Linked DNA regions of Homo sapiens: region 1 is linked to region 2. Evidence: read pairs that join two places in POLR2A ChIA-PET (ENCODE). Cell type or tissue: GM12878. All regions are shown on one strand. Each heading gives the region's core, and the rest is flanking DNA. Links, peaks and the distances in the headings are about the cores only.

Region 1 (5,379 bases), core at 165-5,164, 1.4 Mb before region 2:
TTTGCTTAAATTCAGTGGTTTAATAAGCCAGAGAATAGTGTTCCCTTCTTTTCTTTTTTTTTTTTTTTGAGACGGAATTTCACTCTTGTTGCCCAGGCTGGAGTGCAGTGGCACTCTCTCTGCTCACTGCAACCTCTGCCTCTAGGGTTCTAGCGATTCTCCTGTCTCAGCCTCCCGAGTAGCTAGGATTACTGGCGCCCACCACCATGCCTGGCTAATTTTTGTATTTGTAGTAGAGGCGGAGTTTTACCATGATGGCCAGGCTGGTCTCAAACTCCTGACCTCAGGTGATCCACCTGCCTCGGCCTCCCAAAGTGCTGGGATTACAGGCATGAGTCACCGTGCCCGGCCAGTGTTCTCTTCCTTTTTTTTTTTCTTTTGAGACAGAGTCTTGCTCTGTCGCCCAGGCTGGAGTGCAGTGGCACGATCTCGGCTCACTGCAAGCTGGCCTTCCAGGTTCACGCCATTCTCCTGCCTCAGCCTCCTGAGTAGCTGGGACTACAGGTGCCCACCACCTCGCCCAGCTAATTTTTTGTATTTTTTTTAGTAGAGACAGGATTTCACCATGTTAGCCAGGATGGTCTTGATCTCCTGACTTCGTGATCTGCCCACCTCGGCCTCCCAAAGTGTTGCGATTACAGGCATGAGCCACTGCTCCTGGTCGTGTTCTCTTCTTATTGAAACTTTTATATCCCATCCTTCCTGGCCTATTTGGTAAGTATTAATACATTCCTCTGGAAAACTTCCATGTCTACCTGACATGGAAAGTGCTTCCTACATAGATATATTTCTTGTTCCACCCCTCCCACCCCCCAACTGAGTCTTTTCAAGTGTCTACCAAATGCAAACATTTTAACCAGCTGCTAATGGGAACTCATAGCTTTGAAGACTTAGAAATGTAAGATATTGAGAAATACGAGGTTTTAAGGAGGTTTGAAGAATGCTTTTTTGCTTTCTGTTAGTTACGATGTATATTTCCATTTATTTCCCCTATTGAGATTAAGGAAAATTGTGATAACAAGTATTTTACTTCCTTTGCTTGTAGTTCTGTATGAAATTATTTCCTTACAGTGTTACTAGTTGGTGGTGTTCTGTATGTGATTATTTGAAACTCAGTGTGTTTTCAGAAGTTGTTGAATATTCTCAGGTGGAGATGGTCATTTTTATTATGGATAATGGTGGAAGATTTTTGTCTTAGGGGGCATTCTAGATTACAGAGCACACAAACATTTCCTACTTCGGGGAGAGAGGGATGAGGTTGCTGTGTTGGAAGAGTGATACACACGCTGTGTTGGAAGAGTGATACACACACTTCCAGGCGTATGCTGATAGAGCTGTTGACAGTATGAACTTTCCCAGTCATAGTAAATCTGGGATCACGGTGGCATTTCTAGGTCCTACAAAAATGTGTGCTATCTTGGGAATGTTACCACTTCTTGCCCTGAGTGTTTCATAGAGGTGTTAAAAAAGAAAACACCCTCCTTCTACCTTCCAGTTGCGGCACTCTGGTGGGGACCTTGTGTCTTGGTTAAACAAATCACAAACAACTCTAGATGCTTGGTGACAGTCTGAAGAAGGCACGTAGATATTTGCATTATGTTTTATTACAGCATGTATTTGTGACTGAGAAACCAAAATACTTCTGAAGTATTTTCCTCTCTGAAGTAGTTGACTCTTGGCATAAAATGGGAAACTTTGAAGTCCTGTGTTTCTGTTTTTCTAATGAAATATCTCTGTACAGCTCAAAGATAAAAGTAATTACCATTTTTAAAGGATCCTTCTTTCCCCTCTGTTTTAACTCTTCCATTTAAAAAGGATTAGCACTGGAAAATTATTAGAATGGACATTCAGATTCTGTTGTGTATCTTAGTTGCCTGCTAAGAACACTGGTTCCCATCACATTTAAACTCTAAAGACATTGTGAAGTCTGGATATGCCCGGTCTCCTACTTTCTCTTTCTTTGTGGCCTTCAGATCATTAAATTTAGTGACTCAGCTAATTTTTTTTACCCACCTCTTAGAACTAAGTTGAATGTATTTGTGACCAAGCACTTAAAGTTATTTCCTCTAAACCAAGTGTTTGAGATGTTTTTAGATTTATAACAGTCTTTGTTTACCGTGTAATTCAGTCCAATTGAGGAACTAGTAAAACTGCATTATCTAGACATCAAAGCTAAGAAGAGTATACTTACACCAAGAAACTTATTAGGTTTCTAACAAGTGGAAAGTTACCAGGTGTCCCAAAATTAACCACTTCCATGCCAGCTGATTTTCACTTTTTGTAGCTATTTTAATGATCAGCAGCATTCTGGGTTTAAAAATAACAGTCGTGGCTGGGCACAGTGGCTCGTGCCTATGATCCCAGCACTTTGGGAGGCTGAGGTGTGAGTGGGAGGATTGCTTGAGGCCAGGAGTTTGAGACCAGCCTGGGCAACATAGCAAGACCCCATTTCTAAATAATAATAATAATAATAAATTAGCCAGGCATGATGGCTTGCACCTGTAGTCCCAGCTACTTGGGATGCTGAAGTGGGAGGATCACTTGAGCCCAGGAGTTGGAGGCTGCAGTGAGCTATGATTACAGCACTGCACTCCAGCATGGGTGACAGAGCAAGACTCCATCTCATAAAATAAAATAATCAGTTCTACATTATTCAGAGTTGAGTGTTGCTTTCTTTAGCATCCTTCAAATAACTGAAAATATGCCATTAAAAAATATAACCAAGGTGTTGAATGGATAATACATTTTAGTTCATTTCAAAATAGAGCCAATATCTTTATTTCTTGAGGTTTGAGAGCAGGCTGGTGTTTTGTTCTGTTTTTCCTTCAGATTTCTGTGAAGGGATAAATATTAGACCCACTTTACAGAGAACAGTTGAGTCACAGACAAGGGATGACTTGCCAATTGCATGCAGAGGTCACTTTAAGTAGGACCAGTGCTACCAAGTTGCATTTCAAGATTGGTAACCTTAAGACCTGACAGACCCTGGGGTCAGGAATTGATAGAGAAGGACTCTGTTAGATGAGGACCCATGACTTCCTCAACCCTTCATCAGCACTCCTGTCTGAGGCTCTGTTCAACCTAAGTTTCTTCATGGATTGAAACAAAATTATATGTGCATATTACAGAGTAATTGATTGTGTACAGATGCTTCCTTTAGGTATTTCAGAGGATGTGTGTAAACATGCTTTAGATATTCATAAGCATCTTATAATTTTGTTTATGTAAGCAATCGCCTAGAAAAGTAGAGGATGCGAAAGGTTTGTTTTTCTTTCCCGTGGATACCTTGCTTGTTCCTGCTGAATTCTAGAACATGGCATCTTTAGGAACATGCCATTATCTGGAGGCAATTGCCTACAGTCATTGAGATTTTTCTTTTTAAAATGTAGTTTTTGCATACTACGTCTAGTCACATTTTGTTTCCATAGAGGGTTTGGCTTTCTGGGATATCAGAAGGAAGCTATGGATGTTTGGAAAAGGTCTGTGACCTTTTGAGGTTATCATCACAGGGGACAATTGCACTCTCCCATTCATTGCTCCCTGGTGTCAGTCAGAATAATGCGTGGTGGTCTGACTTCCAGTGGCATTTCTTATGCAATAGGCTTACAAAAACATAATGAGGTCATGGCAAGCCTAGGTTCCTACAGACATAAATGAGATTCAGAAGAAAATTGCTCTGTTCATTTCAGATTCTCCTCTTTGTGATTGTCTTGAGAGAATGTTCATTTGGCTGCAGGTTCAGTGCTTGCACAGTTATATTGGAGTATCTAAGTAAACTGAAGTGCAGCATAAACTGTCGTAGCTGGAAAGTTGCTAAAGACTGTAAGCCATAACAGTTTGTTTAACTTAAGCTGTTAAAACTTTAGGTTCTTTAAGGTGCCATTTTTTTGGCCACATTCTGTGGTTCCCCATAGCCTTCAGGAAGGAATCCAAACTCTTTTTTTTTTTTTTTTTTTTTTTTAAGATGGAGTCTCGCTCTGTCGCACAGGCTGGAGTGCAGTGGCGTGTCTCGGCTCACTGCAAGCTCCACCTCCCGGGTTCACTCCATTCTCCTGTCTCAGCCTCCTGAGTAGCTGGGACTACAGGTGCCCACCTCCACACCCAGCTAATTTGTTGTACTTTCAGTGGAGACGGGGTTTCACCATGTTAGCCAGGATGGTCTTGATCTCCTGACCTCGTGATGCATCCGCCTCGGCCTCCCAAAGTGTTGGAATTACAGGCGTGAGCCACCGCGCCCAGCGAAGGAATCCAAACTCTTAAAGTGGTTTGATCCAGTCCCTGGTTCCTTGCTAATGCATCTTACCCATTCTTTCCCCACACACACTTTGTTCCAGTTGGTTCTCCCAACTGGCAGTGCTTTTTTTTGCGGAGGGAAGGGTCTGTGCACACTCTGTCCCTCTGTCTTAAATGCACTTCATACTTCAGGTCTCACCTGAGATGGAACTTCCTACAGAAAGGCTTTCCCGAATCTGAAAGGCTGGGCTTGGGGACCTTTTAATATGCTGAATCATCATTCAGTTATTGATTCTTTCAGTGAATATTTGTGTCAAGCACTGTGTCATAGGCTGAGGACACAGAATAGAACTAAACAGGGGACAGGCCTCACAGAGCTTGCATTCTTGTCAGGGAAACCATCTCGTATTTACACACTTAATTTTTTTTTATTTGGAAATGATTGAAAACTTGTAAAAATAGCACAAAGGAATATCCTATATGCTTTACCCAGATTCATCTATTTTTTTTTTTCAGATTCATGTGTTGTTAACAATTTACCACCCCATTTGTGTTCTTACTCTTTCTGTATACATAATTTTTCCAGTGGGATCAGTTACGTACATTATGGCCCTTCCCCTCAAAATACTAAGGTGTCAGTTTCCTAAAAGTGGAGACATTTTCACATGATAGATTTTATAGATTTACATTGATAAAATATTTTATTTGGGAGGATTTATCCTTCCTGCATTTCTTTTTTTTTTCAATCTTTTTTTTACTGTGTTAAAATACACAAAACATAAAACTTGCCATTTTAATCATTTTTAACTATACAGTTCAGCGATATTAAATACTTTCATGTTATGCAACTATTTCTGTAACACTTTCCATCTTGTAAAACTGAAACTCTGTACCCATTAAGCAGTAACTTTTCATTCCCACTTTCCCCAGCCCCTGACAACCACTGTTCTACTTTCTGTCTCTATGAGTTTGACTACTCTTAAGTACTGCATATAAGTGGAATCATATAGTATTTGTCTTTTTGTGACTGGCTTATTTCACTTAGCACAATCAAGATTCAGCCATGTTGTCAGAATTTCCTTCCCTTTAAAGGCTGAATAGGCCAGGCGTGATCGCTTACGCCTGTAATCCCAGAACTTTAAGAGG
Region 2 (5,379 bases), core at 379-5,378:
ACCTGTAGTCCTAGCTACTTGGGAAGCTGAGGTGGCAGATCCCTTGAGACAAGGAGCTCGAAGCTGCAGTGAGCTGTGATTGAGCCACTGTACTCCAGCCTGGGTGACAGAGGGAGATCCTGTCTCAAAACAAAACAAAACAAAAAAGGAAATTTGGACATAGATACGCACACAGGGAGAATGCCACGTAAGGATAAAGACAGAGGTCAGGTGTGGTGGCTCACGCCTGTAATCCCAACACTTTCGGAGGCTGAGATGGGTGGATAACTTGAGGTCAGGAGTTCGAGACCAGCCTGGCCAACATGGCGAAACCCCATCTCTACTAAACATACAAAAATTAGCCAGGTGTGGTGGCACATGCCTGTAATCCCAGCTACTTGGGAGGCTGAGGCAGGAGAATCGCTTGAACCCAGGGGGTGGAGGCTGCAGTGAGCTGAGAGATTGGGTGACATGTCTACAAGCCAAAGTACCCAAGACTGCCAGCAAACCGGCAGAAGCAGAGAGAGAGAGGCATGGAACAGACAGATTCTCCCCCACACTGCTCAGAAGGAACCAAACCTGCCTACATCTTGATCTTGGACTTCTGGCCTTTGGAACTATGAGAAAACATATTTTTGTTATACGAGCCACCCAATTTGTGGAACTTTGTCATAGCAGCCCTAACAAACTAATCCACGTACCAAAGATACCCCAGAAGGCTGCAGCAAACTTAAGACTCAGCATGAGGATGTTTTAAATTTTTGAGGAAGACCTTGATATTGGTCAGATACCACATGAACTGCTAGCTTAAGGCAGTTCACAAGTTCAACATGAGAGGGCGCTATCATCCTTTTGAAGATGTCACATCTTTGTGAGACTGGATTTTCAGCAGTTGCTGCAATAAAAGCCAAATACCCAATTGTTGGTGGGCGCAGTGTCTCACGCCTGTAATCCCAGCACTTTGAGAGGCCGAGGCGAGTGGATCACCTGAGGTCAGGAGTTTGAGACCAGCCTGGCCAAAATGGTGAAACCCCATCTCTACTAAAAATACAAAAATTAGCTGGGCGTAATGGCACGTGACTGTAATCCCAGCTACTCGGGTGGCTGAAGCACGAGAATCACTTGAGCCTGGCCTGGGAGGTGGAGGCTGCAATGAGCCGAGATTGCACCACTGCACTCCAGCCTGGGTGACTGAGCGAGACTCCACCTCAAAAAAGAAAAGAAAAAGAAATGTCCAAAATGTTGACACTGGGGGAAAATGCAGCAAAGTGTACAAGGGATGTCTCTGCATTATTTCTTTCAACTGCACATGAATCCCAACAAAATTTTCTTTCTTTCTTTTATTTTTTCTTTTTTTTAGAGACAGGGTCTCACTCTGTCACCCAGGCCGAGTGCAGTGGCACCATCATAGCTCACTGCAGCCTCCACCTCCCAGGCCAGGCTCAAGCAATCCTCCTGCCTCAGTAATTGCTTTATGAAAGAAGAGATGACATACGGTAAAACTGCACATATTTAGTGTTCAATGTGGGATGGGCACGGTGGCTCACGCCTGTAATCCCAGCACTTTGGGAGGCTGAGGTGGGCAGATCCCCTGAGGTCAGGAGTTCGAGACCAGCCTGGCCAACATGGCGAAACCCCGTCTCTACTAAAAATACAAAATTAGCCAGGCATCGTGGCAGGCACCCGTAGTCCCAACTACCCAGGAGGCTGAGGCAGAAGAGTTGCTTGAACCCAGGAGGTGGAGATTGCAGTGAGCTGAGACTGCGCCACTGCACTCCAGCCTGGGTGACAGAGCGAGACTCCATCTCTAAATAAATAAATAAACTGTGTAATTGTTATGTTTTGACATAAAATAGTGAAAATATCCATCGCCCCTAAAAGTTTCCTCATGCCCTTTTGTATTTCCTCACCTCATCCTCTTCCTGCAGTCGAGTCTCCCCCCAGCAATCACTCATCTGTTTTCTGTCACTATAGATTGGTTTGATTTTCTAGAATTTTATATTAATGGAATTGTATAGTAAGGACTCTTTTGGGGATCAAAGGGGTATCTGGTTTCTTTCACTCAGAGTAGTTATTTTGAGATTCACCCATGTTGTGTGTATCAATAGCCGGTTCCTTTTATTCATGAGTCACATTCCATTCCATGTATAGACCACAATTTGCTCGTCCACTCGACCACCGATGGACATTTGGGTTGTTTCAGTTTTCGATTTTACAAATCAAGTTGGGTTGTTATGAATATTCATGTACAATTCATTATATGGACATGTGCTTTCTTTCCTCTTGGCTAAACATCTAGGAGTGGAATGTCTGAATCATATTGTCAAGTATACGTTTTGTTTTTTGGCAACTGCCAAACTGGGCCAGGCACGGTGGCCCACACCTGTAATCCCAGCACTTTGGAAGGCCGAGGCAGGTGGATCACTTGAGGTCAGGAGTTCAAGACCAGCCTGGCCAACATAGTGAAACCCCCCATCTCTACTAAAAATATAAAAATTAGCTGGGAGTGGTGGCACACACCTGTAATCCCAGCTACTCAGGAGGCTGAGACAGGAGAATGTTTGAACCCAGGAGACAGAGGTTGCAGTGAGTTGACATTGTGCCATTGCACTCCAGCCTGGGTGACAGAGCGAGACTTCGTCAAAAAAAAAAAAACAAACCTGCCTAACTGTGCAAACTGTGTACCAAAAGTAGTGTGCCATTCCACATTCCCACCAGTGGAGTATGAGAGTTCTGCTTCCTCTACATCCTTCCCGCAACACTTGGTATGGACCGTCTTTTTAATGGAGTTTGGGAAAGTTCTTAATATATTCTGGATACAAGTTCTCTATCAGATACGTGCTTTGCAGATATTTTCTCCCAGTCTGGACCTTGTCTTTTCATTCCTTGCCTTTGCCAGTTTCTGCAGATGGGATTCCTTGACTTGGGGACTCCTTACCTGTGGCCGCATCACTGGTTTTTGTTTTTTAAAGGGGTTCCGAGCCAGGCACAATGGCTCACGCTTGTAACCCCAGCACTTTGGGAGGCCACGGTGAGTGGATCACCTGAGGCCACGAGTTTGAGACCAGCCTGGCCAACATGGCAAAACCTCATCTCTACCAAAAAATACAAAAATGAGCTGGGCTTGGTGGCACGTGCCTGTAATCCCAGCTACTCAGGAGGCTGAGGCAGGAGGATCGCTTGAACCTGGGAGGTGGAGGTTGCAGTGAGCCAAGATCCTGCCAGCCACTGCACTCCAGCCTGGGTGACAGAGCGAGACTTTGTCTTGAAAAGAAAAAGAAAGTGGGTCTCTCTCTGTTGCCCAGGCTGGAGTGCAACGGGGCAATCACAGCTCACTGAAGCCTCAAACTCCTGGGCTCAAGTAGCTCTGCCCCCTCAGCCTCAAGACACGCACCACTGTGCCCAACTGACAAATTGGTTTTTTCAATGAAGGCTAGACCAGAATTTAGCAGAATGAATCCCACATTAAAAAATGTATATATATATATATATTATTTGCTGAAACTTCTGTTTCAGATATATTAATATATGTGTGTGTGTATATCTGTATGCATCTTGGTGTGTATGAACTACACCTCATGAGTCATGGTCATAAAAACTTGACAGATCACTGGCCTAGAAAAATCACATTGTTTGCAAGGTCAAATAGCAAGGTCCCAAAACAGATGGGATTCGCAACCTGTCTAGACTGTGGCATTACCACCGTCCTTGTTTGCAGATGAAGAAACTAGGGCCCAGAGAGGGGAAAACCTGCCTGCCCCCGATCACAGAGCTCCGATGGCAGAGCCAGGACTCTAATGCAGGTTTTGGGGACTCTAACATGCGAACCTTTCCTGCTTAACCACACCAGTCCTGTTTTTGAATGCCTGGGACTGTGCTAAAGCAGCAAACATCTATGTTTCCACTGAACACAACTCTACCAGATGGATGCTTTCAATAGCCCCGATTTTTTTTTTTTTTTGAGACAGAGTCTTGCTCTGTCAACCAGGCTGGAGTGCAGCGGCGCGATCTTGGCTCACTGAAACCTCTGCCCCCCGGGTTTAAACGATTCTCCTGGCCGAGCACAGTGGCTCACGCCTGTAATCTCAGCACTTTGGGAGGCCGAGGTGGGCGGATCACAAGGTCAGGAGATCAAGACCATCTTGGCTAACACAGTAAAATCCTGTCTCTACTAAAAATACAAAAAAAGTAGCCAGGCCTGGTGGTGGGCACCTGTAGTCCCAGCTACTCGGGAAGCTGAGGCAGGAGAATAGCATGAACCTGGGAGGCGAAGCTTGCAGTGAGCCGAGATTGTGCCAATGCACTCCAGCCTGGGCGACAGAGCAAGACTCCGTCTCAAAAACAAAACAAAAGAAAAACTATTCTCCTGCTTCAGCCTCTCGAGTAGCTGGGATTACAGGCATGTGCCACCATGCCTGGCTAATTTTTGTATTTTTTGTAGAGATGGGGTTTCACCACGTTGGCCAGGCTGGTCTTGAACTCCTGACCTCAAGTGATCTGCCCGCCTCAGCCTCCCAATGTGCTGGGATTACAGGCATGAGCCACTGTGCCCGGCCTAATAGCCCCAATTTCACATGAGGAAGCTAAGGCTCAGGGAGGTTACAACACTTGCCCGTAAGCAGGATCCGTAGAACCACCTCTCAAACCCCACCTGCTTGTCCAGGGCCCTGGTCTGCTCCTGCAGCTCCTCGATCTCCGCCTGCACCTGGGCCCGGCCCTTCAGCAGGCGGTCCATGTTCTCCAGCCGCTGACTGTCCCGAAGCCGCTTGACCTGGTTCTGGGCTGCGCTGATCTGCACCTGGAGATCGCCCCGTACCTCCTCCAAGCGCCGGATCTCCTCACTACCCAGGCAGGGAGGTGGAAGAGGGGCCAGTAAGGGGGCAGAACTCAGCATCACTAAAGGCAGGACCCAGGAGTCCAGTCTTCAGCCCCTCTGACCCCCTCCTCCCCAGCTCAGGGCCCAGGCGCCCAGCTCACAGTTGCTTGTTGATGCGCTGGTGGACTTCCTTGCTGTAGGCCCGCCTCTCCCCTTCCATCACTTTGCATTGTCGCTGCAGCCTACTCAGCTCCCAATCCACTGAGAACAGGGCCAGCCAAGGGACTCAGCAGGGATCCTGGCCACCAGCTCCTCCCAACCCAGGACCTAGGAATTCTGCTCCCTTTGGGGTCTCACAAACTGCAACTGAACTGCAGATCCAGCCCCCAACACCCCTCTAGGAATGCACCTCAGTTCCGGGATCCCTCGAGCTTCCTCATCCCTTCATACCCAAAACTGAACTCAGGGTTTTTTTCCCCTAAAACCCACTCCCATCCCACCAGAGGGCACTTCTGGAAGGCCTCTGGGTCTTCTGGGACCTGGGCACACCACCTGGAATTGGGAAGGCTCTTGCTCCCTCCCTC

Evidence for each region. Peaks named below come from ENCODE experiments on the same cell type or tissue, not always from the same donor. Only the 100,000 strongest peaks of a DNase experiment are listed, where the experiment ranks them.
Region 1: POLR2A ChIA-PET joins it to region 2 with 8 read pairs; 2 of 35 experiments call an interaction of 5 or more read pairs at or near these places.

What each region holds. Positions count from the first base shown.
Region 1 is chr19:46,911,993-46,917,371 of GRCh38, forward strand. All of the region lies in intron 1 of ARHGAP35 (Rho GTPase activating protein 35), which reads left to right. Among named protein-coding and RNA genes, the nearest start is that of ARHGAP35, 54 kb to the left of the region's middle. In GM12878, for the core only: no CTCF peak of the experiment used is centred there; DNase peaks (open chromatin) are centred at 2,099 and 5,129; H3K4me3 peaks cover 588 bases; H3K27ac peaks cover 571 bases.
Region 2 is chr19:48,313,757-48,319,135 of GRCh38, forward strand. ODAD1 (outer dynein arm docking complex subunit 1) reads right to left here. Exons shown (of 16, transcript NM_001364171.2): 4 at 4,957-5,056; 5 at 4,631-4,820. Among named protein-coding and RNA genes, the nearest start is that of ODAD1, 5.5 kb to the right of the region's middle. In GM12878, for the core only: a CTCF peak has its summit at 811; a DNase peak (open chromatin) is centred at 796.